2 separate regions of the Homo sapiens genome follow, and region 2 is linked to region 1. The links are chromatin loops, found by intact Hi-C in ENCODE. Cell type or tissue: tibial artery. All regions are shown on one strand. Links, peaks and the distances in the headings refer to the core of each region. The heading gives the core; the rest is flanking DNA. Region 1 has its middle 760 kb from the start of TSG1. Region 2 has its middle 680 kb from the start of TSG1.

Region 1 (5,389 bases), core at 300-5,299:
AGATTTAAGACTTTAGTCTACTTTAATTTAATTTCTGTATATGGTGAGAGATAGGGGTCTAGTTTCATTCTTCTGCATATGGATATCTAGTCTTCTCAACACCATTTGTTGAAGACACTGGCCTTTCCCCAAAGTATGTTCTTGGCATCTTTGTCAAAAATGAATTCACTGTAGTATCAATTTATTTCTGGGTTCTCTATCCTCTTCCATTAGCTGATGGGTCTAATTTTATGCCAAATATCATGCTGTTTTGTTTACTATAGCTATGCAGTATAATTTGAAGTCAGATAATGTAACTCCTTCAGTTTTGTTCTCTTTTGCTGAGGATAACTTTGACTATTCTGGGTCTTTTGTGGTTTCATATACATTTTAGAATTTTTTTGTATATTCCTGAGAAGAATGTTATTGGTGTTTTGATGGGGATTACAGTGAATCTATAGATTACTTGGGGTCATGTGCATATTTTAACAATATTGATTTTTCCAATCTATGAACATGAAATATCATTTCACTTTTTTGTGTTCTCCTCGATTTCTTGCATTAGTGTTTTATAGTTTTCATTGTAGGGTTTTCACACTTCTTTGATTAAGTTTATTTCTAGGTATTTAATTTTATTTGTGGATATTGTAAATGGGGTTACTTTCTTGATTTATTTTACAGATTTTTCACTGTTGGCATATAGAAATGCTATTGATTTTTTGTATATTGATTTTGCATCCTGCAACTTACTAAATTTGTTTTTCAATTTTAGTAGTTTTTTGGTGGAGTTTTTAGTTTTTTCCAAATATAAGATCATATTACCTGCAAACAAGGATAATTTGACTTATTCCTCAACTTGGATATCCTTTATTTCTTTCTCTTGTCTGATTGCTTTAGCTAAGATATCTAGCACTATATTGACTTAACAGTGGAAAAAGTGGACACTCTTGTTTTGTTCCAGATCTTAGAGAAAAGGCTTTCAGTTTTTCTCCATTCACTATAATGCTAGCTGTTTTTCTGTCATATATGGCTTTAATTGTGTTAAGGCATGTTCCTTCTATCCCAAGTTTTTTGAATTTTTCTCATAAAGGGATGTTGAATTTTAACATATGTTTTTTCAGCATCAATTTAAATGATCCCATTTTTTCTGTCTTTCATTCTGTTTATATCACATTGATTGATTTTTGTATTTTGAACCTTCTTTGCATCCCTGGGATAAATCCCACTTGGTCATGATGAATGATCTTTTTAATGTGTTGTTGAATTCAGTTTGCTGAATTGAGGATTTTTATTTCAATGTCCTTCAGAGATATTAGCCAATGGTTTTCTTTTTTTGATGTGTCTTTGTCTGATTTTGGTATCAAGATAACACTGGCCTCATAGAATGAAGTTAAAAGTATTCCCTCTTTCTCTATTTTACTGAATAGTTTGCATAGTAATGGTATTAATTCTTCTTAAATGTTTGGCAGAACTCAGCAGTTGAAGCCATTGGGTTCCAGACTTTTCTTTGCTGGAAAACTTTTTATTGTGACTTCAATCTCGTTAGTTGTTTTGGGTCAGTTCAGGTTTTGGATTCTTCATGGTTCAATCTTGGTAGGTTTTATGTGTCTAGGAATTTATCCATTTTTTATGGGTTTTCCAATGTATTGCCATATAGTTGCTCATAGTAGTCCCTAATGAACCTTTGAATTTTTGTGCTATCAGTTGTAATATATCCTTTTTCATCTCTGAATTTATTTCTTCAGGTTTTCTCTCATTTTTTCTTAGTCTGCCTAAAAGTTTGCCAATATTATCTTTTCAAAAGCCAGCTTTTTGTTTTGTTGATCTTTTGTATTTTTTTCTTCACTCCTGAATTGAAGAATTCATTTCTTCAATTGTGAATTCAGCCAGGCTTGTTCTTCCTTTCAGGACAGTGAGGTCCCCTTTCTCCTGCTCCAAATAGGGTCCAGAAATGACTGTGAGCCAGAGCCTGGAGTCAGGAACCTTAGAAATCTATTTAGTGTTCTATTCCACTGCAGCTGAGTTGACACTCAAGCCTCAAGGCAAAGTCCCTCCCACTTTTCTGTCTCCTTTCCTCAAGAAGGAGTCTCTCCCCAAGGTCAGGTGGCCCAGGCCTGTGGTGAGCACTGCCTGGCTGTAACTGATGTTTATTCAAGGCCTAAGGGCTCTTCAGTCAGTTTGTGCTAAATGCTACCAGGCCTGGGTCTCTCCCTTCAGGGCAGTGGGTTCTCCTCTGACCCACAGAATCCAGAAATGTCACCATCCCAGACCAAGGCCTAGAATTAGAAACCTCAGGAGGCCCCTTGGTGCTCTATCTTACTGCGGCAGAGCTGGTACCCAAGCTATAAGGCAAAGTCCCCTTTATCCTTCCCTCTCATTTTCTCAAGCAAGAGTCTCTCCACATGTCCATTATAGCTGGGAACGTGCTGGGTCACCCCTGAAGCCAGCATTGCACTGGATCTCAGACAAGGCCCACAAAAACTACTGTCTGGTTTATCCAAGGCCCAATGGCTCTTCTGTCAGCAGGTGATAAATCCTGTCAGAACTAGGTACTTCCTTTCAAAGCAGTAGGTTCCCTTATGACCCAGGATGTGTCATCCAGGGTTTAGGCCTTGGGATGGGCCCCCACGACTCTGTCTAGTGCCCTGTCCTCCTGTGGCTGAGCTGGTATTCAAGGTGTAAGACAAAGTCCTCTTTACTCTCCCCTCTCCTCTTCTTAAGCAGAAGGAATCAGTCTCTCCCAGGCTGAGAGCTGTGCTGCCTGGAATGGAGGAGGGTTGCTACAAGCACTCCTTTGGCTGCCCCAAGCTGGTGTCTCACTAGGTCATGTGAACCCCAACTCCACTGGCTCTGAGCCCAGCACAGCACCAGGACTTGCCCAAGATTTGCAGTCCTTGTGGCCTAGACCGCCTTCTAAATTTATTTAGGATCCTAGAGTGCTTTGGCCTGCAGTGGCATGGCTAGCTGGAACTCAGGTTCTGACCGCCAGACTGGACAATTTACCTCTGGCTAGGGCTGGTCTAAATGCTTGCTCTGTGGGCACTGGCTGAATTCTGCCCCATGTTGCTTTCCATTATGACCGGCAGCATTGAGTTCCAAAGCAAAGTCCCACAATCACTGAGCTTTCCTTCCCCTAAGTAAAATGATTCTCTCTTTGTGCCATGAGGTTGCTGCTGCCTGGGGATGCAGCAGAGGTGATGTCAGCAATTCAAGACAGTCTTTCCTACTCTCTTCAGTGCCTCTAAACCAGGCAATGTGATTGCCCACCTTATTTTTGGTTCTTATGGAGATATTTCTTTGTGTGGATAGCTGTTTAATTGGTGTTCCTGTTGGGGATATGATTGCTGGAGGCTTCTATTCTGCCTGCTCACAAAAATATTTTTGTTAGACTATGGTGCAAAACTTTTTAAGAGAATGGAAAAAGAAGTAGGGAAGGAAATAAAAACAAGTGGGCAAAGAAGTAAGAGGAGCCAGCTTCGGATAATTCTTGTAAAATGTTACTTATCCCTTCTTAGTAGGATGGTTGTTAGATGCAGGAAATCTATTTTCACATATATGCACACAGGCACACACACATACAATACACACACCCAAAGATTTGTTACATTTTATTTAATAAAATAGCCTCCTTCTTAAGTGATCTCTTTATTTTAAAGACAGAAAAGACAATCTCCTCATGACGATTTCTGTCCTTTTTGTTCAAACGCTTCTCTCAAATGAGCACACTTGCTTACTAAAAAGTATGAAGTGGGCTTTGTAATTCTAAATTTCTTTAGTGACTGTCCTCCAAATATTCAAATACCTGTGCAATTAGCATCATAATACATATTCACATATGGGTCTGGAAATGTTAACACCACACTCTTACCTGTCTGTTCAAAAGGTCTCAGGAAGTGAAGAACAAAAGAAAGTGATGGGCTGCTAACCAATAATGATAATTATCAATGCTCAAGCTGCAATCTGAGGTAACAAGGCAGAGTGCAGCTTCCCCCTTTCAAGCAGATCAGGCCGTGGCGACAGGGAGCCTGGTACTGGTTGTGGCATGACACCAAAACTGAGAAAGGAGACAAATCAGCACGTTCAAATTTTTATTAGCTCAGCATTTTTATTAAAATATAAAACATTTGAGAATAATTTTTTTTGAAAGGCATACATTCTCATCTTGATTTGTTTGCAGTAAACCTACTTCAAAGGGATTGTTACGCCTGATTGTGATAAATAAATATGAACTCTAATATTAGATTTGAGCACATAATATCTTGTTCTCCATATAGGACAGTAAGGTTGATTTTACAATTTCTTTTTCAATGAGAAAAGACTTTTCACTAAAGATATTAGTCTTCTGCCAATGTTTGTGTGATGTAACCATAAACTCTTAGCGATAAATTATTGGAATAGAGATCTACACATGCTCCCAGCTAGGCAAACAGCTGCTCTCTCAAAAAACTTTGGGATTGGTATTTAGATTTTATGATAATGCTATAAATATAATAATATAAATTTGCAGATGTAGAGAAAGTAAAGTTAATCTTCAGAAGAAAGAATGAATCAGAGGTGCAAAGCAGAGTCATGTAGGATCAGTAGAAATTACTCTCTAGTCCTTGTTGATTTTCCAGTTCTTACTTCTTATTCACCAAGACTACCCTTTGCTTTCAGCTTTGATTGCCCCCGCATCCTTCTATCAAATTCCTTTATTGGTTGTGTAGAAAGGGGTTCTGATCCAGACCCCACGAAAGGGTTCTTTGACTTCCTGCAAGAAAGAATTTGGGGTGAGTCCATAAAGTGAAAGCAACTTTATTAAGAAAGTAAAGAAACAAAAGAATAACTACTCCATAGGCAGAGCAGCAGCATCTGTGGCTCAACTGATTATACTTATAGTTACTTCTTGATTATATGCTAAACAAAGGGTAGATTATTTCTGGGAAAGGGGTGAGCATTTCCCAGAACTGAGTGTTTCTTCCCTTTTTAGACCATATAGGGTAACTTCCTGACATTGCTATGGCATTTGTAAATTGGCATGGTGCTGGTGGGAGGGTCTTTTAGCATGCTAACGCATTATAATTAGTGTATAATGAGTGCTGAGGATGACCAGAGGTCACTTTCATCACTATCTTGGTTTTGGTGGGATTTGGCTGGCTTCTTTGCCACATGCTGTTTTATCAAGAAGGTCTTCTTGACCTGTATCTTATGCTGACCTCCTCTCTCATCCTGTGACTAAAAATGCCTAACATCCTGGGAATGCAGCCCAGTAGATTTCAGCCTTATTTTACCCAGCCCCTATTCAAGATGGAGTTGCTCTAGTTCAAATGCTTCTGCCAGTTGAACTATCCCAAATTGGTGCCTGTTAGTTGAAACCCATACAATATCAACTAAAGTATGCTGAATTAAAATACTGAAATGTTATTATGGG
Region 2 (5,389 bases), core at 147-5,146, 72 kb before region 1:
CACTGCCCACATGGGTCATGGTCTCCATAACAACAAAATCAATCATAGGCTAATCTAAACTGAGAAAAATAAATTTCCTTGGGGGAAACACACACACATGTTCACAAATATATCTCTTCACACACATGCCAATACACCCGCTTAATACTGTCTTAGATTTCTAAGTTACAGTGCAGGCTGCTATAGAAAAGTACTGTAAGCTGAATAGCTTACAAACAGAAATTTATTTCTTGCAGTTCTGGAGGCTGGGAAGTTCAAGATCAAGGATCCAGTAGATTCAGTGTCTGGTGAGGATGCACTTTTTCATAGATGGAGCCTTCTCATCATGTCTGCTCGTAGTGAAAGGGCTCCCTTTTATTAGGGCACTAACCCCACTGATGAGAGCTCTGAATTCATGAGCTAATCACATCCCAAAGCCCTCATCTTCTAATACCATTCACACTGGCAATTAGGTTTCAACATATGAATTTTGGGGGGATGCAAATATTCAAATCATAACACATACCTATATTCTTGTAGATCAAGTCAGTACTACTGGTAAATATGTATTCAAATTGCTATTTTGAGCTTCTTAAAACTATCACATGAGATTTCAAAACATAGGAGATTGGCAACAGGATCCTATAAGGCCATGAAGTCCAAAAGGCTAAAATATCACCTTATATTTCTCAGGATTGTGGATATGTACAGCACCTAATAGCTCTGAAATTTCAGCTTCTGTAAATGGCTTAAAGGCTATGAGTCACAACTGAGACATACTGAGTCCTAAGCCCTCTCTCCTATCCTTTCGTTGTCAGTCATAACCTCAGGTTTTCTTCCACACCTCTTGGCTGCACTTTCTAGCTGCAGGGCAAATATACGAGGCACTTTACAAACTAAGAAGAATTGTTGCCATTCTGGGAAACAAATGAAATTGAGAATATAGCAGAAAATCTACTTTATTTTGTCTATCACAATTTAATCTTCACCTCTAATAGTTTATTTGCTAATCCTACTTGACTAAATTCTTGCAGAGGTCTTTAATCTGTAATGATATTTATATCAATGCCCACAAGCAGTGCTATAGTTAATGGTGTGTTGTCATTTCCATTATAAACTCCCTATTGCACAAGTAAGAGGAGAACTAAGAACCTGTGACTTTCCTAGCTGAGGGCACATTTCAATGCTCTTCTAAATTACAGTATTAGCCAGAGCACTTTTGTCAGGCAGTATTTTCAGGCAATTTAAGAAATCGCATTAAAGGGGAAAAAAGAAATCAAAACTCTACTCACTATTTTAACAGTCAAATAAATGTCTGTAGGTAAAATTTCTTCTATTTTTATAGCTTCACATATGTTAAGCATGTATAAATAGTAAACATATTTACAATTTTGTTATTTCATTACTGAAATATTTTCTTTAGCATTTACGTTGAATTAAGTAAAAAATGTATAAGCATGAGGACCCTCTTATACTCATTTTTATTAAAAATTTTAAACAATCTCCTACCATGTCTGGAGAGGCATGAATGAGAAGTATTACTAACACATATTTTAATAAAAGAATTTTATTATGTAAACATTGGAAGGAGCTGATAATTATAATTGTAATGTTGTTGAAATGAATAAATATAACCATTTCACTGAATAAATTATACAGCTGAGCGTTTCATTGTGATGTTACAGTTTTGCCTTGCTTAATGGAGCAGAATGTAGAACCAATGGTTCTGGTCTCTTCTTGACTAAGCTGCTATGGTTTCTGTGGGATGATAGCCCTTGAGAGAATAGTCTTGCCTTAGTAAAAGTGGGATATTCTACAATGAATGAGCAATATAAAAAATGAATTAAAAAAGAGTTAAATTTTTTAATTAAAATTAGTGACAAGAAGTAACATATTATATGAGCCTGCACCATTAATTTAAGTATTATAAAAAAGTGGTACATGAAGGATATAATGTGTAAATTTTCAAAATTTTCAAAGATGAATTTCTTTCGTTTTACAATTCTATTGTAGGACAGAGGATGAAGTTGCTAGGATGACTGTCCTATCTATTCCCCTTCAAGCTTTCCCTAGTCAGTGTATCTGTGAGGACTCACCAGGAGAATTAGGCACAGAACTTCACAAGCCTGTGGCTGTCTCTGAAACAAAATTTAAACCTTCTGTGACTGTGTTATTTTGAACAATTTGTTTTATGATTTGTTTCTAACTCATAAAAAGGCACTTAAAAATAAAAATCTTGCCTATTTTGTTATTTTTTTTAAAAACTTATTATATACTTTCCTGTGTATAAAGAGAACATATTGAACATCATTTAAACTGTCATAGATAATTTAGGCAGAATTCATATTATTGTCTTATGATCTGATACAGCAATTACGATAAATGACCTTACACTGTGCTGTGTTTGTGGTTCTGTTTTGGTTTTGTGTATATTTTTCATACTTTGCTTCGATGCTTACCTGTAGGCTGTTATATTAATATTTTACTTCTTTCATTGAAACTATTTGTCTTTCAATTTACTTTAATTCAATTTGGTTTTATGTTGCTTTTTAAAAACACAATCTTAATTTATTTCTAGTCTACTAACAGCTGAGAAAAGGCTGTTAGAAATACATGTAAAACAAGATTCCATAGCTATGAATGGGAACCTGAATGGATTAAGTGCTTGGGAATTAGTCTGCATATTGAGTGATATGACTTACGACTCTTCAAAAGTTTTCTTGCTTCTTACTCCACATACTTGGTATTTCTACAAGGTATATTTGGAGAATTATTGAAGGCTACATAGGTGAGTTGTCATAACATAAGAGGGCCAATTTTAGACTCTATCCATATATTAAAATACTAATAGAATCTTAAAATATATTAAAATACTAATAGATGTCTCACAACAAACCCTAGAATGTGGGTTCTATCCTTTTAAAGATAAGTCAAAGCATGAGAGGATAGAAAATCCCCCACTTCATGATCCCACAGGTAATAAATTCTAGCCCAGGTATTTTGAAAACAGAGCCTCTTACCCATTATGTGCCTCAAGTGAAGGCATACAACTAGACATTTCTCCAGCACAACATTTTGATCCCATGAAAGCCACAGTTACTATGACTGTAAGAAACAGAAAGCCAAAATCACCACCCCCAAATTTGCATATTTTATTATTAAAGCTCTTTAACATATAGTTATCAATGTGATTGTTTAAAAGAACAGATAAAATGCCAGAGATAGAATTAGGGGGACTTTTTTTTTCTGTTTTCTATGTGTTTTTGAGCATATATGTAGACATAATATGAATAATTGTACATTATTTTATATATATATTTTAAATAAATTTAAGGAAAAAAATGACAAAAAGTTGAATATGCAAAAAAATTACAAGAACTATAAGCCAGAAGCAGAAAACAAACTTTGTATGTTCTCATTTGTGGGTGCTAACAGTTAACACAATTGAACTCATGGAGATAGAGAATAGACAGATGGTTATTAGAGGCTGGAAAGTGTAGTGGGGTGGTCAGGGAGAGGTGGGGGTTGTTAATGGGTACAAAATAATAGTAACAATGAATAGACCTAGTAACTGATAGCATAGCAGGGTGACTATAGCCAGTAATATATTTACTATACATTTTTAAACAACTTAGAGTTTAATTGGATTGTTTGTAACACAAGGGATAAATGTGTGAGGGGATAGATACCCCATGTACCATGATGTGCTTATTACACATTGCATGCCTGTATCAAAGTATCTCATGTACCCCAAAATATACATACCTATTATGTAACCACAAAAATTAAAAACAATAACAAATACTGGTAACATAATGGACAAACAATTGGGTTTTCCAGTAATATTATGGATGCATAAGAGACATACCCAAATGGTTGTGATATACCTCAGCCCTTCATCACATTTAAAAGTCCAGCGGGTTAGTGATTGAATTGGACTTAGTACCTAATATCTGAGGCTTTTTATGGTAATAAGATTAGACTCTTTTACTCTACCTTTTCTAGATAAGTTCAACTGAATAAAATTCTTTAATTCTTCTAGTGCCATCAATCATCCATCTGGGGAACACACTAGGTAGATGGTGCATTCTCTGTTCTCACTTCCACACTCCTTCCCCTCTCTCTGAATCCAGAATCTTGAGATTTAAAAGGTCTAGTAAAATTTCCCCCCATTCGGTCCACTCTTGGCTAGAAAAATGCATAGGATTTTATTCAGTGGGGACATAGAGGGAAGTCAGAATATTGAAAATATGGGGAAATTAGGTATATGCTCTCCCTCCCATACTCAAAAATCAAATATTTTTCATCATGAATGGGAAAAATAATCCTATGGATAGAAGTCTAACCTATCCTTTGTATAGAAACATCTTTCCACGGGAGCGTTATGTAAGAATTGGCTGTAATGAGATTATCAGTATCCAACTAGCTGAATCAGTCCCTCTCACAAAGACAGTTTTAGGAGGTGAGCCATTAATACTATATCTGCTAATTGCTTGCACTATTATAATAGACAAGATATACTCTTACTGAAGTATAAACTGCATCAGTAGCCATTTTTAAAATTTAAAGTGACATTTCCATGTCACTGTTAATAAGAGCTAGTAGCCACTCCCCCAGTCCCCTTTGTATTTGCCAAGCACTGGGCTGACTGCTTTATACATCAATCCTTACATCAGTCTTGAATATTAAGCTGAAGCCTTTCCTGGAGAGGCTTCCCTGTGCTTAATTGCATCAACACTTGTGCTACACAATCAACCTGTAGCCCTAAGCAACAAACCAATGGTAGCATATATCAGTATGTTATTAAGTTATCACCATTTCCCCACATTCCCTGCTTATTCTGAGACATTTGCTTTAAGGAAGAACTAACTGTCTTAGTAGAAATATGAAGTTTAACCATCAAAATCTGCATTCTCTTAATGAAAATTTCAAAAACATTAACCTAGGTATAAGACAGAAAAGTTTCCAAGAATATGCATTTGTTTTAGTCCCCATCCTAATAATAGGTTAAGAAAAATTCCCCAAATGGAAAGTTGAGGGGAAAAAAGAAAAGAGCTGAAGAAGATATAAGTTTTGCACTAAAAGGTTCTCTGAAAAGGAACTTTAAGGGCCTCTTTATTCATGGAAGGCTCCAAAAGAGAAAGGAAATAAGATCTGAGATAAGTTTTGAAATATAGCAGTAAGGAGAGCAGTCCCCTTCTCCCATCAGGAACCCTTGGAGGTGACTGCCTTACCCTGGCCGGAGCTACCACGGACGGCTAAGAAGCCCCAGAATAAACAAGGCTGTGCGGGCTTCAGGAGAAAAGAAGGCCTGAGATGGTTCAGAGAGATGTTGTTAAGAAGTAACCAAAATTTCTGGTTCCTAGTTTTGGCCTTGCAGTTAGTTTTATAACTATCCTAGTTTGTGGTT

The links. Hi-C counts contacts between places; a loop is a spot of excess contacts. Peaks named below come from ENCODE experiments on the same cell type or tissue, not always from the same donor. Only the 100,000 strongest peaks of a DNase experiment are listed, where the experiment ranks them.
Region 2: it touches region 1 in a loop (11-fold over the local background); 1 of 110 quality-filtered maps calls a loop at or near these places.

The regions. Positions count from the first base shown.
Region 1 is chr6:94,460,334-94,465,722 of GRCh38, forward strand. No RefSeq gene overlaps it. Among named protein-coding and RNA genes, the nearest start is that of TSG1, 760 kb to the left of the region's middle. In tibial artery, for the core only: no CTCF peak of the experiment used is centred there; DNase peaks (open chromatin) are centred at 2,718 and 2,938.
Region 2 is chr6:94,388,642-94,394,030 of GRCh38, forward strand. No RefSeq gene overlaps it. Among named protein-coding and RNA genes, the nearest start is that of TSG1, 680 kb to the left of the region's middle. In tibial artery, for the core only: no CTCF peak of the experiment used is centred there; no DNase peak of the experiment used is centred there.